2 separate regions of the Homo sapiens genome follow, and region 2 is linked to region 1. The links are chromatin loops, found by intact Hi-C in ENCODE. Cell type or tissue: IMR-90. All regions are shown on one strand. Each heading gives the region's core, and the rest is flanking DNA. Links, peaks and the distances in the headings are about the cores only.

The links. Peaks named below come from ENCODE experiments on the same cell type or tissue, not always from the same donor. Only the 100,000 strongest peaks of a DNase experiment are listed, where the experiment ranks them.
Region 2: a loop joins it to region 1, with 2.5 times the contacts of the local background. A loop is called at or near these places in 1 of 110 quality-filtered maps.

What each region holds. Positions count from the first base shown.
Region 1 is chr3:154,753,895-154,763,937 of GRCh38, reverse strand. No RefSeq gene overlaps it. Among named protein-coding and RNA genes, the nearest start is that of MME, 320 kb to the left of the region's middle. In IMR-90, for the core only: a CTCF peak has its summit at 5,462 (motif pointing left); a DNase peak (open chromatin) is centred at 5,437.
Region 2 is chr3:155,237,429-155,247,753 of GRCh38, reverse strand. LINC01487 (long intergenic non-protein coding RNA 1487) reads right to left here and starts at 6,809. Exons shown (of 3, transcript NR_125399.1): 1 at 6,776-6,809; 2 at 6,129-6,276; 3 at 4,630-4,853. In IMR-90, for the core only: no CTCF peak of the experiment used is centred there; DNase peaks (open chromatin) are centred at 4,113, 5,183 and 5,983; H3K27ac peaks cover 914 bases.

The DNA.
Region 1 (10,043 bases), core at 2,044-10,043:
TAGAGAGAGAGAGAGAGAGAGAGAGAGAGAGAGAGAGAGAGAGAGCGAGAGAGAGAGAGATTATATATAATAATGAGATTATTATATATATTTAAAGGAAATAAATCATACTACTAGAAAGACACGTGCACTAGCAGAAATCATCCTAGGTGCCCATCAGTGGTGGATTGGATAAAGAAAGGGTGGTACATATACACCATGGAATACTACACAGCCATAAAAAATGAAATTATATCCTTTGTGACAACATGGATGCAGCTGGCAGCCATTATTCTAAGTGAATTAACACAGAAACAAAACCAAATACCGCATGTTCTCACTTATAAGTGGAAGCTAAACATTGAACACACATGGAAATAAACATGGGAGCAATAAACACTGGGGACTACTAGAGGTGGTAGAAGAGGGAAGGGAGCAAGGTCTGAAAAACTACCTGTTGGGTACTATGCTCCATACCTGGTGACAGGATCCTCTGTATCCCGAACCTCAGCATCATGAAATACTCCCATGTTACAAACTTGCACATGTACCCATTGAAACTAAAAGTTGAAATTATTTTTAAAAATAAAAGAAGCCTCTTTGGAGAGTCTTAGAAAGGGGATGACCTATATATACATTTATTTTGTAGATTTTTCTTAACCATGATAATGTATATATTAATACTTCTTATAATTAAAGCTAATTTTAAAATATTTTAAAAGTAAACAAACAAAAAAGAGACACTGATAATGAATGAAAAATAAACTTAAATATTGACAAAATTTTTAAAATGATATGTTTTTCAGTCCCAGCTCTGAAACTGTAGTTGGAGGGCAAACCATTTCATCATTATCATACACCATTTCTGTATTGGTAGGATAATGATCATAGTTTTTGTTTCACAGACTCATCATGAGGAGCAAATGCAATGATGTATGTAAAGGCTCTCTCTGCAAACTGTAAAACACTCAAGAATATAACAAATTATATTTATACAATAAATCTTTAGCTACAATGTAATGAAACAAATTAGCATTTATTGAGCAGCTGCTCTATGCCAAGATATTTTTTGTATGGTATTTTATTTTACCCTTATATCAACCCTTGAAACAGATGCTATTTTGCAGTTTGATAGATGAAGAAGACAATGAAGCTCAGTGAAATCTATTTAAATTTCTCTAGGTATTGTGGCAAACAAGTGAGGAAACAGGATTTGAAACTACATTTATTGGTGATGATTTTACCAATGGAATTTCCACTACTACGTAATGCATTTGGTAGTCATAGAAAAGAAACCCATTCTCCTCATTTGTGATAACTTGGATGAGGAAGAATGAGGACTAGGAGACATAAAGAACCTAATGGACTGAAATGCTGACATGACTTGCTTTTTTTTTTTTTTTTTTTTTTTTTTGAGACAGTCTCGCCCTGTCACCCAGCCTGGAATGCAGTGGTGTGATTACGGCTCACTGCAACCTCCACCTCCAGGGTTCAAATGATTCTCCTGCCTCAGCCTCCCCAGTAGCTGGGATTACAGGCACACGCCACCACACCCCGCTAATTTTTGTATCTTTAGTAGAGAAGGGGTTTCACCACATTGGTCAGGCTGGTCTTGAACTCCTGACCTTGTGATCCACCCACCTTGGCCTCCCAAAATGGTGGGATTACAGGCATGAGCCACTGCGCCCAGCCACTGACATGACTTCTATTCCAGGTAATGAGGTACTCCAAGTGAGACAGAATTGTATAGTAAAGGTTTTATAACCTGTGATCTGAATCGGGGCTAGATGAAAACTTGAGGGTACTCAGGAAGGATTCTAAGCTGGTCATGTTGGGTAGGTTAATAATTGGTGCCCCTTCAAATATTTGTTCTTTTAGTATTTGGTCAATAATTTCAGGGTCTTGCAGCTTAACTGCTCTGTAGAGAAGGGACAAAGAAGCCCTATATATTAGGTGATAGGGATCAATCTCTCCTCTCTTGTCCAGAACAATTGAATTTGCCGCAAATTTAGATACTCTTTTTACCAAAAGAAAAGCACTAAAATTAGCCGGAGCAATTCGATTTGAGTTTGTCTGAGGGGTGTGTGTGTGTGTCTGTGTGTGTGTATGTGTGTATGTGTGTTTGTGTGTGTGTGTGTGACTGCACATGCAGTAGGAGGGAAGGAGTGGGTGAACTTCTCTCTATCTCATTTTAAATTACTCTCTAGGAGAGCAGTTTGGGTAAATAAATTTTATTTTAATACGGCATTAGTAATTCACCACCTCTCATAGATTAGTGCTCCAACAATTCCTTGTTTTAAATTAAAGTTTGATTCAAACCAGATAACGGGGAGATTTTGAAGTTTTGAGAGCAAAGTGCGGTGGAAGATGCATATAAAATGATTTTAAAAGTACAACATTGGGGCCAGGCATGGTGGCTCACGCCTGTAATCCTAGCACTTTGGGCGGCTGAGGTGGGTGGATTGCCTGAGCTCACGAGTTCAAGACCAGCCTGGGCAACACGGTGAAACCCCATCTCTACTGAAATACAAAAAATAGCTGGGCATGGCAGCGGGTGCCTATAGTCCCAGCTACTTGGGAGGCTGAGGCAGGAGAATTGCTAGAACCTGGGAGGCGGAGGTTGCAGTGAGCTGAGATCATGCCACTGCACTCCAGCCTGGGCAACAGAGCAAGACTCCATCTCTAAAAAAAAAAAAAAAGGACAACATTGGGCAGGGTGGGGTGGTGGAATAGAGAGGAAATGGAAGCTAAGAGACCACACACACAGAACTGATTAGGGCCAATGATTAGCAGGATTTAAATGGAAACAAAAGAAAACAAAACAACCCCTCTGAATTTTAGACCTATTTCTTCCTCTTACAAGCAATGTGATTTTAGGCAAATCTCTTAACATAGTTTCATCGTCTAAACCCTGGGGATTAATATTTAGTGTTTTTGACACACACACACACACACACACACACACATATACACTCACCATTTATCTTGCAGCAAGGAATAGGTACTTTACAAATATTACCTCATTTATTCCTCATAATAACCCTATGGAATAGGTACTACTATTATTTCATTTTGCATATGAGGAAACTGAGGTACAAAAAGTCAGTTCATACAGCTAATAAGTGGCAGAACTGAAATTGGAATCTTGGCAGCCTGTTTCTAGAATCTGTATTAACCATTGGCTGTAACAGCCAATCTACAGAATTGCTGTGAAGATTAAGTGGAGAAGCTTACATTTTCCAGAAGATAATTTTTTTGTTTTTTTTTAATTGCTTTCAACATATTAAGTTTTTGTGGACCCTTTGAGACTCTGGTAAAATCATGAACATTATATACCAGCAATATCCACACATATACATAACATAAAAATTTACATAGCATTTCTAAGATTTCAAAGACCTCCAAAACTCCATTCAGGGACAACAAGTTAAAAAAAAGCCTGAATTTAACTTGGTTGGGTCTCCTTAACCTCACTGTCTCCCAACTAGAAGGTGAAAATAGTGATCAACTTCCCAGCTTCCAGTTCTAAGGGCTGAGAGGCCTACACATAATTTGAGGATAGGTTCCATACCACTTCAAACTGCTTAACAACGTGTTATTCAGAAGTCCTGGTTTGAGTTTGCTTTATAAGTATAAATTTAGAGCTAAAAATGGAGTGGAGAGAGAAACAGTTTGGTCAAAGTCTTTGGTCTTTGTAAAATGCAAAATATTTGGAAAATAGTCTGGAGGGGTTGGTGGCATTTAGCCATTCTAAGTGCCAAGAATCACATCTTGTCAGCTCTTGCTGATTCGCCGTTGACCTCAATGACCTCTATGTCCCTTCTTCATTAGAGCACACTGGGAGAGTGAAAGGATGGCGCCATTTGGGACCACACTAGGAAAAACAAATTCTACAAGTTGTACATTTCATCATTTTTTTTCTTCCACTTAAAAATCTTGACAAAGGTTTATCAAGTTGCTTGAAACCCCATTATGATTCAAATCAACAAGTTCTACAGAGAAAACCCACTGAACAATTTACTGTGGCTTGTAATATCTGTTCATATTCTTCTTAGCAGACACAACAACAAACCTCATTGTTTACCACTGGTTACTGAGACCAGAATAGGTAAGAAACAAAAGCCATCGTCAGATTTGTTTTGTTTTCCAGTTGGTTCTTTCTTTGAAAGAAAAACAACTGTCTTTTAAATCAAATCCTTACCCTTTTTTCTACTTCATTATTGGTAGGTCCAATTATAATTAATGAGCAACTAATGAACATTCGTTAACTTAGACAGTAATATTTTTATTTTTCTTTGGTTGATTCAAGAACAGCTACACAGATATTTACTCAAGATTATGAATTTAAAAACTTGACTAAAGGTGAAAAGTTATGACATAAAAGAAATGCCAAACATCTTTTCGTTTAGTAGCATAAAAATGCTATCAAGCAAGGGCATAATCTGAATTTTTTAAAAATTGATGTAGATCATTGAATTTGGCAAGAAGAATTTGTGTGTGTGTGGTGGGCAGAGGTTTAAATGGGTCAATGAGTTAACAAAGGCCGGTTCCTCACTGTCTGAAATAATTTACCGATTAAAACTCCATTCACCTGGTCAAACATGTTCTATCAATTTCAATCCTGTTTTGAAATTAGAGGTTTGCTCAACTTGAAAGGAGATTTATAAATAATTTATAAGCATTGATATCCATGCATCAGAGAAAGCGTAGAGAGATGAATTAGCCCTATTTTAAAACTTAGTAGTTAGAGTTCCAAATAAAAAGTCTCAAGGAAACACAGTGAATTTAGTAAGTTCCCAGTTAGCCAAAGCTATTGGCTATTGGCTGAATATCTGGTTCTTACGTAAGTTTACTCTGCATGTGACCTACGTACATTTATGTAAATTTACTTACATAAATTTGAGACAGTTATCAATACAATAGTACTTACATGTAAGAAAGTATTTAAGTTAAAGCAAATACTTAATGGTTCTTTTCATTTTAGCACTCACTGAAAATCAGGCATTTCAAAGTAACACCAGAATGTTTATATCTTTTATATTAAATAGATAGACAATTTAGCCAAAATCTTATTCTGTACTCTGCAACTCTGCTTAGCATATTGTTCAAACTATACAATGACAAAATTCCATTTTAAAGAAAATTAAAGTAGGATAAATTTAAAGAAAATTAAAGTAGGATAAATTTAAAGAACAATGAAAAGACTACAGACATCAATACTACTATATGAAAATTAAGTGATACCCCCATAGAATGTTTATTCCACTATCACATTTAGAGTATCAAAAATTCTCTTGGGAACAGAGATTACAGTATTTTGAAGCAAACTTTCAGTTTATAATTCCTTGACAAGTACAATTTATTAGCAGAAAAAATATTTTGAAAAGGATTTTGTTCTTTTTCTTAACATGAACCACAAAGTGCTTTTCTGTCTTTTTCTAGATACAGGCCTACATACATTAATTTTATGTAAAACCAGCTCCCTCTAGTGATAACAATAATGTTTCCAGCAAGAAACGAACCGGCTTTCTAGATTATTTATATAAAACCCTTTGAAATTGAATCTCAAAATAAACACTTGAGAAGATCGACTTTTATTATAGAGGATAAAAATTCTAATAACCTTCCAAGTCATTTGTTAATAGTCTTTCTTAGTTTAATGCTCTTTTAAACATGTCAATACGGGGAGTGACCCTGGTGTTCAACTTGTTCTCTTTGCTCACTGGGAAAGCCAGGCCCAGAAATATAAATGCACTCTGGTATGTTCAATAAAAATCAGTTTACGTTTTTTTTTTTTTAAATCCAATAAAGAAGCTTATGATTCAATAGAAAGATATGATTTTTAAATGCTAATTTCTGTACACAGACATAAATATCACTATTTAAATCAGCACTTTAAATATCCAGTTGCTTTCTTTGATATCACTGAGGATGAAAACTGAATTGTGTAACTTTAGCAATGTAAAACATCAGACAGCTGTTGAAGAATGAACTCCTCACTGGAACTCCTGAAGTTTGGCTATGGTTGGTATGATGTAGAACAGTAGTTTTTAATTTTTGCTGGAAAACACTAGTTAGCAAATTTTTTTGTTTTGTTTTGTTTTGTTTTGAGACGGAGTCTTGCTCTGTCGCCCAGGCTGGAGTGCAGTGGCGCAATCTCGGCTTACTGCAAGCTCCGCCTCCCGGGTTCACGTCATTCTCCTGCCTCAGCCTCCTGAGTAGCTGGGACTACAGGCGTCTGCCACTAGGCCGGCTAATTTTTTTGTATTTTTAGTAGAGACGGGTTTTCACCGCGTTAGCCAGGATGGTCTGGATATCCTGACCTCGTGATCCTCCTGCCTCGGCCTCCCAAAGTGCTGGGATTACAGGCGTGAGCCACCACGCCTGGCCGTTAGCAAATATTTTGGGACTTACAGGCCACGTGGTCTCTGTCGCAAAAAATTAAGCTCCGCTGTTGTAGCATGAAAGCAGTGATTGATTTGTTTGTGTTGAATCACCCTTCTATCCCTGAGATAAATCCCACTTGGTCATGATGATCTTTTTAAACAGGTTGTTGAATTTAATTTTTTTAGTATGTTTTTGAGAGTTTTTGCATCAGTGTTCATAAGGGATAATGGCTTGTAGTTTTCTTTTTTTGATGTGTCTTTGTTTTTGGTATCGGGGTAATACTGGCTGAGAGAATGAGTTTGGAAGTATTTTCTACTCCTCCATTTTTTGGAATAGCTTGAGTAGAATTGGTATTATTTCTTCTTTAAATAAAGATTTAAATTCTGCCATGAAACCATGGGGTCTCTGGCTTTTCTTTGCTGGGAGACTTTTTTATTTTGGCTTCAATCTCTAGTATATTTTATATTATTTTATATAGTTGCATAGTATATTTTGTATACTAGTATAGTAGTATATTTTGTATATTTTATATTGCATAGCTGCCCAGTATATTTTGTAATATACACTTTTTTAGATTTGTATAATGTTTGTAAAAAGGCAAAAATTCCAACACAAAAATGGGCACAAATATAAATAGAATAGTCACACAATAATAATAATAATGGCTCTTAAATATAAAGAAGTGATCAACATCACTCATAATTGGAAAAAAATTAAGTTACACTGTATTTTTTTCTTTTTCTTAAATTGTCTTTATTCTTTATATTTTTTAAAAAATTTATTTTTAATTTCTGTGGGTACATAGTAGGTGTATATATTTATGGAGTACCTAAGATATTTTGATATAGGCATACAACATGTAATAATCACATCAGGGTAAATGGGGTATATGTTCCCTCAAGCATTAATTTTTTTGTGTGACAAAAAATCCAATAATAATCTTAATTATTTTTAAATGTACAATGAAGTTATTGACCATAGTCAACCTGTTGTAATATCAAATAGTAGTTCTTATTCGTTCTTTCTATCTTTTGTACTCATTAAGGCATTCCCACTTTTCCCCCACAACCCCTACTACTCTTCCAAGCCTCTGGTAACCATCTTTATACTCTCTATCTTCATGAGCTCAATTGTTTTAATGTTTAGCTCCCACAAATAAGTGAGAACATGTGAAATTTGTCTTCCTATACCTGGCTTATTTCACTTAACATAATGACTTCCAGTATCATTCATGTTGTTGCAAATGAAGAATCTCATCCTTTTTCATGAATAAATAGTACTCCTTTGTGTATATGTACCACATTTTCTTTATCCATTCATCTGTTGATGGACACAAAGTTTGCTTCCAAATCTTGGCTATTGTAAATGATGCTGCAAGAAACATAGAAGTGCAGATATCTCTTAGATATACTGATTTCGTTTCTTTGGGGATATACCTAGCAATGGGATTGCAGAACCACATGGCAGCTATATTTTTACTTTTTGAAGAACCTCCAAACTATTCTCCATAGTGGTTGTACTAGTTGACATTCCCAGCAACAGTGTACAAGGATTCCCTTTTCTCCACATCCTTGCTGGCATTTGTTATTGCCTGTCATTTGTATAGAAAGCATTTTAACTGGTGAGATGATATATTATTGTAGTCTTGATGTGCATTTCTCTGATGATTAATGGTGTTGAGCACATTTTCATATACCTGATTGCCCTTTGTATGTTTTCTTTTGAAAAATGTCTATTCAAATCTTTTGCCCAATTTTTTTATCACAGTATTAGATTTTTTTTTTTCCTATTGAGTTGTTTGAATTTCTTATTTATTCTGGTTATTAGTCCCTTCTCAGATAGGTAGTTTGCAAATATTTTCTCCCATTCTAAGGAGAGTCAATTCACCTTGTTTGTTTCCATTGCAGTGCAAAAGCTTCTTAACTTGATGTGATCTCTTTTATCCATTTTGGCTTTGGTTGCCTGTGCTTGTGGGTATTACTCAAGAACTCTTTGCCCAGACCAATGACCTGGAGTTTTCCCCAATGCTTTCTTTTAGCAGTTTCATAGTTTGAGGTTCTAGATTTAAGTCTTTAATCCATTTTTATTTGATTTTTGTGTGTGGCAGGAGATGGATGTCTAGTTTCATTCTTCTGCATATGGATATCCAGTTTTCCCAGCACCATTTATTGAAGACACTGTCCTTTTTCTAATGTATGCTCTTGGCACCTATGTCAAAAAATACACTGTAGATGTATGAATTTATTCCTGGGTTTTTTATTCTGTTCAATTTGTCTGTGTGTCTGTTTTTATGCCAATACCATGCTGTTTTGGTTACTATACCGCTGTAGTATGGCTTGAAGTCAGGTAATGTGATTCCTTCAGTGTTGTTCTTTTAAAAAGGATGGCTTGGGCTATTCTGGGTTTTTTGTAATTTCATGTAAATTTTAGAATTGTTTTTATATTTTTGTGAAGAGTGTCATTGATAGATTATTCACTCTGTGAATAATCTCATCACCCACATTGTGTGAAGAATGTGGTAGGGGTTGCATTGAATCTGTAGATTGCTTCGGGTATAGTTAGGAGATTTTAAAAATGTTGATTCTCCCAATTCATGAACATGGACTATATTTCCATTTTTTTGTGTCCTTTTTTCATTTCTGGCTTCAGCGTTTTATGGTTTTAATTGTAGAAATATTCCACTTCCTTGGTTAGGCTAATTTCTAGGTATTTAAGTTTGTAGCTATTGTAAATGAGATTACTTTCTTGATTTATTTTCCAGATTGCATGCTGTTGGCATATAGAGATGCTACTAATTTTTGTATGTTGATTTTGTATCTTGCAGCTTTACTGAATTTATTTCTTAGTTGTAACAGTTTTTTTGGTGGACTCTTTAGAATTTTCCAAATATAAGATTGTATTATCTGCAAACAAAGATAATGTGACTTCTTTTCCAATTTGGATACCCTTTATTTATTTCCTTTGTCTGATTGCTCTAGCTAGGAATTTCAGTAGTATGTTGACTAACAGTGGTAAAAGCAGACATCCTTTTCTTGTTCCAGATTTTAGAGGAAAGGCTTTCAGTTTTTTCCCCATTCAGTGTAATTCTAGCTATAAGTCTGTCATGTATGGCTTTTATTGTGTTGAGGTCTGTTCCTTCTGTAAGCCAGTTTTTTAAATGTTTTAAAATGTTTTTCAGCACCAATTGAAATTATCATTTGGTTTTTGTCCATTCTGTTGATGTGATACATCACAATGATTGATTTGTTTGTGTCGAATCATCCTTCCATCCCTGAGATAAATCCCACTTGGTCATGCTGATCTTTTAAAACAGGCTGTTGAATTTAATTTTTTAGTATTTTATTAAGAATTTTTGCATCAGTGTTCATCAGGGATAATGGCTTGTAGTTTTCTTTTTTTTGATGTGTCTTTATTTTTGGTATCGGGGTAACACTGGCTGAGAGAATGAGTGGAAGTATTTTCTACTTCTCTATTTTTTGGAATAGCTTGAGTAGAATTGGTATTATTTCTTCTTTAAATAAAGATTTAAATTCTGCTGTGAAACCATGGGGTATCTGGCTTTTCTTTGCTGGGAGACATTTTTTTTTATTATTATTATGGCTTCAATCTCATTATTATTGGTCTGTCCAGGTTTTGGATTTCTTTGTGGTTCAACCTCTGTAGGTTGAATGTGTATA
Region 2 (10,325 bases), core at 1,053-9,052, 480 kb before region 1:
TAGCAATACCAACTTGCTCTTCTTCCTCCTCCTGCTCAGCCTACTTGACATGAAGATGATGAGGATGAAGGCCTTTATGATAAGCCACTCCTACTTAAATGAATAGTAAATATATTTTCTCTTCCTTTTGATTTTTCTTAATAACATATTTTCTAGCTTTATTGTGAGAATACAGTATATGATACATATCACATACAAAATATTTGTTAATTGATTATGTTTTGGTAAGGCCTCTGGTTAACAGTAGGCCACTAGTAGTTAAGCTTTTGGGGAGTCAAAAGTTTTGTGCTGATTTTCAATTGTGCAGAGATCAGCACCTCGGACTCCACATCATTCAAAGGTCAACTTTAGTTCAGAACCATTGTCCAGCAGTTATTCAAAGTTCTGATTATTTCTTTTTCTTCAATGCACAGTTACTTTTTTAAGAGGCCATGGGTCCCTTTAGGGAAAGCTGAGAGAAAAATTAACAGTATGAAATTTTGGTAGTGTACCAGGGTTCTTCCTTAGCAGGGACCCGGTCTCTCCTCATTCAAGGAGTTCTAGGTCTGCGAACTAGCTCAAGTCTGGGAGTTAATTGAAGGGCTGAGACTCTCTGTCTTTATGAGTTAGACTTTTGTTCACTATCTGCTTATACAGATCAAGTAAGAATTTAGTAGGCTTCCTATCTATTTCACTTCTAGGAACACATTATTAACTAGCTGTCCTCATAGTTCTCTGAGAATCAGACTATTCTGGTTGCCATTGTCCTTTGTGGTAACTATGGCCACCTTGCCTCTGGCTGTTGAGTACTGACACGGGATTCAATTACTTCCTTTGCATTTAGGTTTTCCAATTGAGTGACTGCAGTTCACACTCTAGGGTCTGGCCTACAGAGAAGAACCATCATGGATGTCTCCAAGGATGCTAGGGATCCCCTCACACATTTATTTCTCAAAATAAATTTAGTAAAAGCTAGGTCTTAAATGACAAATCCACTCTGACATTCCAATTTCTCTAAGCCTTTGAATCCCTTCCTCTACATTAAAGCAGAGGAGATTAGGCAGGTGGGCTGTCTTTTGAACCATGTTTCAGGCAACCAACCACCAGACAGATAGAGCCCTTTCTTAGTCTCTGAGCAGTATCAGTAAATGCAGAATCTCTGCTTGGTGGGTCTATATCAATGAACTCAGCCTCATCCAATTTTATGCTCCTTCTACCATTATCTCAAACCCTTAATATCCATTCCCATAAGGGTTCCCTGGATTTCTGCTTGTATAAAGTAGAAAACACAAGTAGTTCTTTTGGAGTGTAGTATACCTCCTCATGAGTCTGCTGGGACTTGAGTCTAGTTATAGCTCTAGAATCAAAAAGGGGTGGTAGGAGTGGGCCCTGAGGAGAATTGATATTGTCTTGAATGGGAACTGCCTTACAGGAGGCCATTATCATTTCCTCAGGCAATGCAGGTTCAGTCCCCTCAGATGGAGGCAGATAGGTTGATACAACTGGGGGACAGTGGGGAGGCTGCTTTTTCTGGGGGTGAAGAGACCTCTTCCACTGGCAAAGCAGATTTACCCGAATTTAGGACTCAATGTTCCCAACTTCATTAGTGTTTTTCCATATGTCCCCATCTCAACTTACAGGATCCTATTTATTCCCAATGACTATCCTCACTACAATAGTAGACACTCTGTGAAGCTGAGACTTCAGCTTGTGTTGTAATTCAGCCAATCACAAAATAAGTCTTGTGCCTCCATCTGAGAAGGTTAACAGAGTACCCAGTTCCTTACTTCTTATGAGTGGTTGAATAGGAGTATCCAAGGCAGATATTTTGCATATCTCTATAACCAGATCATGCCATAGACTGTCAGTGCCTTTTTTTTTTCACTACTGGAAAGAGAGTCATTAGCATTTTAAAATCTAATTAGTGTAGAGAGCCAATCCTGGGAACCCCAAAATCAATTCAGAAAAACAGAAAAGAAATTCTGTTTCTTTAAGAACCACCATCAGTACCAAAGTCTGTATCAGTCAGTGTTCTCTAGAGAACAGAATCAATAGGATATGTGTACATACACACACCACACACACACACACACACACACACACACATTATGGAAGTTTGCTCACAAGATTATGGAGGCTGAGAAATCCCATGATATGCCATCTACAAGCTGGTGAACGAGGAAAGCCAATGGTGTAATGTACTCCAAGTCTGAAGGCCTGAGAGCCAGGGGAATTGATAGTTTACCTCCCAGTTCAAGGCTGAAGGACCGAGAACCAGGAGGGTTAGGGAAAGGCCTGAAAATCAAGAAAGGAGGTACCAGTGTAAATCTTGGAGTCCAAAGGCCCAAGAACCAGGGGCACTGATGTCTGAGGGCAAGAGAAGTTGGATGTCCCAGCTCAAGGAAGGGAGGGGCGGGGTAGAGAGAAAATTAGCTCTTTCTCTACCTTTCTGTTATATTCAGACTCTTAATGGATTAGATGATGCCTGACACATCCATCCAAAGAGGATGGATCTTCTTTATTCAGTCTACTTATTAAAATGCTAAAGTCTTCCAGAAACAACCTCACAGACATACCCAGAAATAATGTTTTGCCAGCGATGTGGGCACCCCTTGATCTAGTTAAGTTGGCACATAAAATTAATCATTAGAGTCTGTCAAGTACCTTCCAGGCGCATGTGTGTGTGTGTGTCTGTGTGTGTGTGTGTGTGTGTGTGTGTGTATGTGTGAGAGAGAGAGAGAAAGAGAGAGAAAGAGAAAGGGAGAGAGAGAAATATATGCTAATCTCAAGGGAAATCAGATGACTCCTCAATGTTGGTTGGCATATGCATGATTCTACTAGAAATCATTCTGCCATGAGGAATGAGATGAGTAGCATGAGAAGGCTCTGCCGCATTTGACAAGCGCAAATGATGCCTTTCCAGATCTGTTTTCTTAAGCCAGAAGATTATATAAACACTTAAGAATTTTAGAATTTCCATACCAGTTTGACAGCCTAATATTCTCATTTCACAAAGGTGAAATGACAATGCCACGGAAACTGATGAATAGGTTTTAAAATAGAATGAAGCTTTTATAACTCTCTATAAGATATTGGCTTGAATCTCCTTCCATTTTATTTAGAGATAAAGATTCACCGCTAAAGCTAAGTGTACTCTTGATTCAACAAAAATCTACAGACATAATTCTGTTGTATGGGATACTCACTTTCTGTTTTATACAAAAAAAGTCTGTAAGTGTCAAAGAAAATTTTCTTAAATCAGTTGGTATACATCTAATTTTATGGCCATCTGCCTTTGAAAAAAGTGGGCCAATGCTTTACTGATTTGCAAATGTGCAAAAATATAGAGATCACCGTTGGCTCTGTGCCATGCAGCTGGTCTATGTACATGTAACCTTGGGATTTCACTGTTACTGTGATGAGTTGGTTGAATGAATGAAACTGTTGGGGTTTTATTTAAGAATCTATTTTTATTTGCTGCTCATATTTCTAGCTTGCATTAACCAGGTTGAAAAAAATGAACCAGTGGACCAAATAGAATAATTACAAATACAAATGAGGTTTTGATGCAGACATTTCCTGATTTAGTTTCATGAGATGTTAATTAATTACTGAGTGGCAAAAAGGGCTTCATGGTCAAATAAGTTTGGGAAAAGTTGAGCTTAGTAAAGTTAAACAGATTTCTTTACTGAAAGATTACTCAGAATTTTTAATATGATAATGTGCTTTGTGAATCACTAAGAAAGGAGATATACATATATATAAATATATAGATAGATAAGGGTGTGTGTGTATGTGTGTTTGTGTGTGTGTGTGTAATCAAACCAAGAAATTTGAGGTACACAATTTGGGAAATACTGGTCTGGAGAAAAGTACTAGTACTGAGAATCGGTGTCTTGGTCTGGCACCTAGTTTGAGTCATTAGCTCGCTGTGGGATCTTATTCAAGTCTTAGCCTCTAAAGGCCTTTTTGTTTTCTCTCTCTCTAAAATTAGGAGATTGAACTATATGACCTTTCAGTCCTTTTGCAGTTCTAAGAAACAAGTCCTGTTTTACAGAAGGATATTACTAACCTTGTTGACATCAACCACAAAATGTATACTAAGTATCACCATCTTTTCTTAAGGTTATATTATGAATCCACAAACCATGAGTTTATCTAAACCATTCTTTAACCTGTGACTCAGCATTTTAAAATAACAAATGCTTACTGAGTTTACTTCTTCTGCTAGTTAGATCAAAGCCATTCATATACTTTAACTGGTGTTTCCCAGTTTTTATTTTGTTGGATTTTGCGTGAGCCTACATCAAGGAATCTACTTTGTTTTTGGATGCCACCATAAAGTGGCTCTTCCCTCTGAATTCAAATACCTGAGCTCCCTTAGTCATCTTGAAGTAAATTCTGTTTAGCGCCCTGCAATACTCAATGTCAAACTGAGTAACACTGACCAAAGTAGATAAGAATCCTTGGTAGGTCTCTCCAAATAATTTGCCTTCTTAGGGATATCTGGTTCTAGGGTACAGTCTAAACAATGTCATTTGGTTTGGAGTCCAAGGACAAGATGGCATCTGAATTCATGGAGGCAAAGGCTGTGGTCCCTCAGTATGGACCAACATCTCAGCAGCTGCTGTTTGGATACCACGGCATTACTTTCTAGCATGATAAATTTTTATTGTCATTCTGGTGGCGCAGACAAAATATGGCATTCTTTTTTGTATAATTTTCCCTTTTGCTTAAACATCTCATGGGACATAACTACCATTTAGACAGTCCTTCTTTCCAGTTTATGGAAATAACCAGTGAAGATGAAACAGGTATATATTTTCTTGCCAAATATTGATTAAAATGGATGTTTTAGTTGAGAGAAAAAATACCTGCAAAACATAATACATTTTAGTTTATTTACAGAAATTACCTCAAAAATAAAGTTCAGAAGAATTTTATACCAGGAATCTCAACTTTTTAAAGAAGAAAGGATAGACACGAGTTGAAAAATATTCTTCACAATATTGTATGTCTGGTGAAACTTAACATTTTTAAGAAAAATGGCATGAATAAAACAATGGTATTAGTCTTCTTTTTTTTTTTGAAAAACATATACACATTTGTGATTTGGAGAGAACCAGTTTTTGGTAGACCAGTGGGCATGGGTACTTAGCAAATGCCTGTGCTATTGCTCCAACTATTCTGATTCATTCTAAGTGAGAGCCAAGCATATGGTCTGGTTTATGTGTCATGGTTCCTTCTTTTTAGCATTCACTCTCATCTATACCCTTTCCTAAGGGAGAGAAATATGCTAATGTTAAGGGAACTCACATAACTCCTTAATGTTGGTTGGCATAGGCATGATTCTACTAGAAATCATTCTGCCATGAAGGCTGAGATGAGTAGTATCAGTGCACCCAATGAAGGGCTCTGACACATTTGACAAAAGCAAATGTTCTCTCCAAATCATACATGTGAATATGTTTTTCCAAAAAAGGAGTACTAATACCATTGTTTTATTCATGCCATTTTTTCTTAAAAGTGCTAAGTTTTTCCAGACATACGATACTATGGAGAAGATTTTTCAACTCTTGTCTATTCTTTCTTCTTTAAAAAGTTGAGATTCCTGGTGTGAAATTCTCTTGAGCTTCATTTTTGAGGTAATTTCTGTAAATCAACTAAAATGTATTATGTTTTGCAGATAATTTCGTTTTCTAAGGAAACCAACAATGCATTTAATCAAAAGCAAATATTTCTTCTGCTGCTTTTTGTTGGACCCATGCAGCATAATTTGAAAAGAATGACTAGCTGTGTTAAAGAAAAAGAAAAATTATATTAATAAAATGCTCTTTTTCTACATTGGCCCCACAATGATTACGTTGTCTGGGTCAATCTGTCGGGTAATTATTACTTTATATCCTTCTCAGGATAGTTTCCATATGTTCCCTTTTGCCTCAGAGCAATATCCTAATCTGCTGGCATGCTGTTTCATCAGGAAAGCATGCTTGGCTTCTCATAGGATCAAATGCAATGATTCCTTTTCTGGGACTAATGACCGCCAAGTGTCCTGGGAACAGGCTAACTGTGGCCTGATCTGTTCAGGCCAGGCCCGTCTTAGAACCAAGCAATTATTCATTGTCCTTATGTAGTGTTCAGGCACTTACAGTTTCTCTGTTTATTCTTCTCAATATCTCTTCCCTGATTGATGCATAGGACCTCTAGCTCGGGCTTTCCTCTTAGTTTAGAAGTTGAATACCATGGAGTAAGAGGGGTGGGTGGGTGAGTTGCAGGAGACCTTAGAGGCAGTGCTAACTTTTGACAAAACAGTGAAGTAGTTGAACAGAAGAAGAGGCAATTTCTTTCTAGAATTTCCACTCTTTCTCCCTCTCTCACTCTCTCTCTCCCTCCCTCCCCCACCCTCTCTCTCTCACATGCACTCATACACACACACACTCACACACACTCATGCACACTCTCCACTCCTTTCTCTTCCTTTGCCTCCCCATGGCCTCTCCTGAATCTTCTTTTTATTCTCTACTATCTATCAGTCTATCTTATGGTTTTATTTTTTTCTTAAATATCCACTGATAATATTAAAAGTTATGATCCCTTCAGAATTATTTGCATCTTATCTAGGACTCAAGACCAAAAGCCTTAAGAACTTAATAAAAGCAAAGCAAAAAGGTTACAGAAAAAGAATTGATTTCACCCTTTTCTAGCTCCTTTGCTTTCTGCTGCTCTGCAATAGGCAGGTGGAGGAGGAAAGGAAGAAACGAAGGAGGAAGAAGAGGAGAAGGAGGAGGAGGAGGACCTGGCTCCAGCTGCCCACACTCTCCTTGGATGCTGGAGACCATGAGGTGGCAACAGTGCTAGGCGACTCTGGTGTGACCTCATAATGGCCTTGTCTTCCACTGCGTCTCCTCCCAGAGCCCAAGAGGCCCTGAGCCTGTGGCACCTAGCATTGAAATGGGGAGCAGACAGCCCAGCCCAGGTGAGCTTGGAAGAAGACCTTCGTACCTCAGATGTTGATTACAGCCTTTGGGACATTGATCAGAAGATCTGGTTAAGCTTCTGACCATGGAAATGTGAGGGAGGCAAGATGGCTGACTAGACACAGTGGGAAAGAACATCTGCCACCAAGGGACCAGGAAATCCAGAGGACTGGTGCATTCCAAACAGATCTTCAGAGAAGGCATTGAAAATAAATGGAGGGAGAACACAGATGCTGGGCTGAAGGGCAAGGAGGCTGGGAACACTAGACTGGGCTCCCACACATGGGGACTCATTCCTGGCCCCCAATAACTCCTGGGGAAAGGGTGAGTTGAGCAGGCAAGGAGCAACCTGCTCTCACCATGGACCTCTGGAAATCTGGCAGCAGGAGACCCCACATCCCTCATGGACACTTGAGTTGGCAGGGAGAGCTGCTTAGAGAGGTAGTAGGAGCAGAATTCCAGCCGGTATGGAGCTCAGAGGGTTTTGTGAAGCAATGTCTACAGCAGATCATGGCCAGAAGCACCTATCCCTCAAGGGTTGCCTTGCTTCCCTAGGATACTTTAGCCTTACATGAACTGTTGGATCAGAATATAGCAGGATGATCATGCCCATGGAATGGGGCCAATCTGACCTAAGTGCACCCCTGTCTGCTGGCCTCTTCCGGGGCCCCAGCCTGGGTGCACCTGCTTGTACTGCAGCCTTGGATGCCCAGCCAGGGTGCCTCTGAGGGAACTGCATCATAGCTCCTGCACTGGCAGACCATGCCTGACCATTGGAGATCTCCAGCAGAACAGGCCCTGCTGACCTGTGCTAGCCCACCCATCTCCCCCATACCACAGCCTCCCCCATGCATTTTGCTGGCATGCACTCGCCCACAGCTAACCCCCACATTACTTGATTGGGGGGAATGCATACTTTGCCTCCTCTTCCCCGCTGGCGCATGTGTGCATGTGCACTCCAGCATGCCACTGCTGCTGCCATGAATGGACCCTACCCTCCTACCGTGACACCATTGTCAATGGGGAATGCACAAAAGGAGACCAGCAGCCCTATTTCCTGTCCTGAGCTGCCATTGCTGCTGGTGCAATTGCATGCACAGAGAACATCAGCCCTGTGCCTGCCAAAGCCCCACCTCCACACTGACACTGCTGCTGGCCACATAGATGCTGGTAGCTCCTGTACCCCTTGCCATGCCACCACCACTACCACCACTGTGAATGCCCACACAGAGGCCAGCACCTCTGTGGCAATCAGTGCCCTGCCTCAGTCTATGAGCATGTACACCAGTGTGCTGTCACTGCTGATGGCACATTAGAATGAGGATGGATCTTGCTGCCAGTGCCCAAAAAAGTGCTTTGGATGGCACCACCTATTGGAGTGTTGTGACCAGCAGTCTGGGAACACCTTGGCCTCTCCAGGGCAGCAGGATCCTAACCTTGAGGGGGTCACAGAACAAAGCCAGGGGCCTGATACCAGCCCCTAAAAGTTAGAGTATGCATCTCAGGAGTTCCGAGCTGAGGCTTTGCTCCCTAAAATCTTCCAGAAATGAAGCCAGTTAACTGAACTTACCTTATACCATAATTAAACTCCCAAGGATGTCAAAGAGGATTAAAAAAAAAATCCAAAGGACAGCAACTTCAAAGATTGAAGGAACATCAGCCCACAAAGATGAGAAAAAAATAGCACAAGAACTTTGGCAACTCAAAAAGCTAGAGTGTCTTCTTACCTCTAAACAACTGCACTAGTTCCCTAGCAATGGTTCTTAACCAGGCTGAAATGGCTGACGTGACAGAAATATAATTCAGAATATGGATAGAAATGAAGATCATCAAAATTCAGAAGAAAGTCAAAACCCAATCCAAGAATTCTAAGGAATACAGTGAAATGATACAGGAGATGAAAGATGAAATGGTCATTTAAAGAAAGACCAAAACTAATCCGATAGAGCTGAAAAACTCACTTTAAGGATTTTAGAATGCAGCTGCAAATATTAACAGCAGACTCAAACAAGCTAAAGAAAGAATCTCAGAGCTTGAAGACTAGCTCTCTGAAATAACTCAGTCAGACAAAAATAAAGAACAAACAATAAAGAAGAGAGAACAAAACCTCTGAGAAATATGGGATTATGTAAGGAGACCTGAGATACGACTAATTGGCGTCCCTGAAAGGGAGGAAGAAAAAGCAAGCAAACTGGAAAACGTATTTCAGGATATCACTCATGAACATTTCCTCAACTTTGCAAGAGAGGCCAACATTCAAATTCAGGAAATTCAGTGAACACTTGTGAAATACTACACAAGAAGACCATCCCCAAGATACAATTATCAGATTCTCCAAGGTCAAAATGCAAGAAAAAATGTTGAAGGTGGCTACAGAGAAGGGGCGGGTCACCTACAAAGGGAACCCAATCAGACTAACATCAGATCTTTCTGCAGAAACCTTACAAACTAGAAAATATTGGAGGCCTATATTCAGCATTCTTAAAAAAAGAATTTCCAACCAAGAATTTCATATTTAGCCAAACTAAGCTTCATAAGCTAAGGCGAAATAAGATATTTTTCAGACAAGCAAATGCTAAGGGAATTCTTTGACATCAGACCTGCCTTACAAGTGGTACAGAGGAGGTGCTAAATATGGAAGGGAAAGACCATTACTGGCCATTACAAAAACACACTTAAATAGATAGACCAGTGACACTATAAAGCAAGCACACCAACAAATCTGCCTAATAACCAGCTAACAAAACAATGACAGGATCAAATCTGCACATATCAATACTAACCTTGAATGTCAACAGGCTAAATGCCCCTATTAAGACACAGAGGGACAAGTTGGATAAAGAAGCAAAACCCAACGATATGCTCTCTTCAAGATACCCATCTCACATGCAATCAAATCAATAGACTCAAAGTAAAGGATGGAGAAAAATCTACCAAGCAAATGGAAAACAGTAAAAAGCAGGGGTTACTATTCTAATTGCAGACAAAGCAGACTTTAAACCAACAAAGAACAAAAAAGACAAAAAAAAAAAAAGAAAGGGAATTACATAATGGTAAAGGGCTCAATTCAATAAGAAGACCTATCCTAAATATATACACACCCAACATAGGAGCACTCAGATTTATAGAGCAAGTTCTTAGTGACCTATGAAGAGACTTCGATTAACTACACAATAACAGTGAGGAACTTTAAAACTCCACTGACAGAATCAGACAGATAACAACAAAGATAATTAGGACTTGACTTGACACTTGACCAAATAGAACTAATAGACATCTACAGAATTCCCCACCCCAAAACAACAGAATTCTTCTCATCTGCACATGGCACATACTCTAAAATCAACCACACAATCCGGCATAAAACAA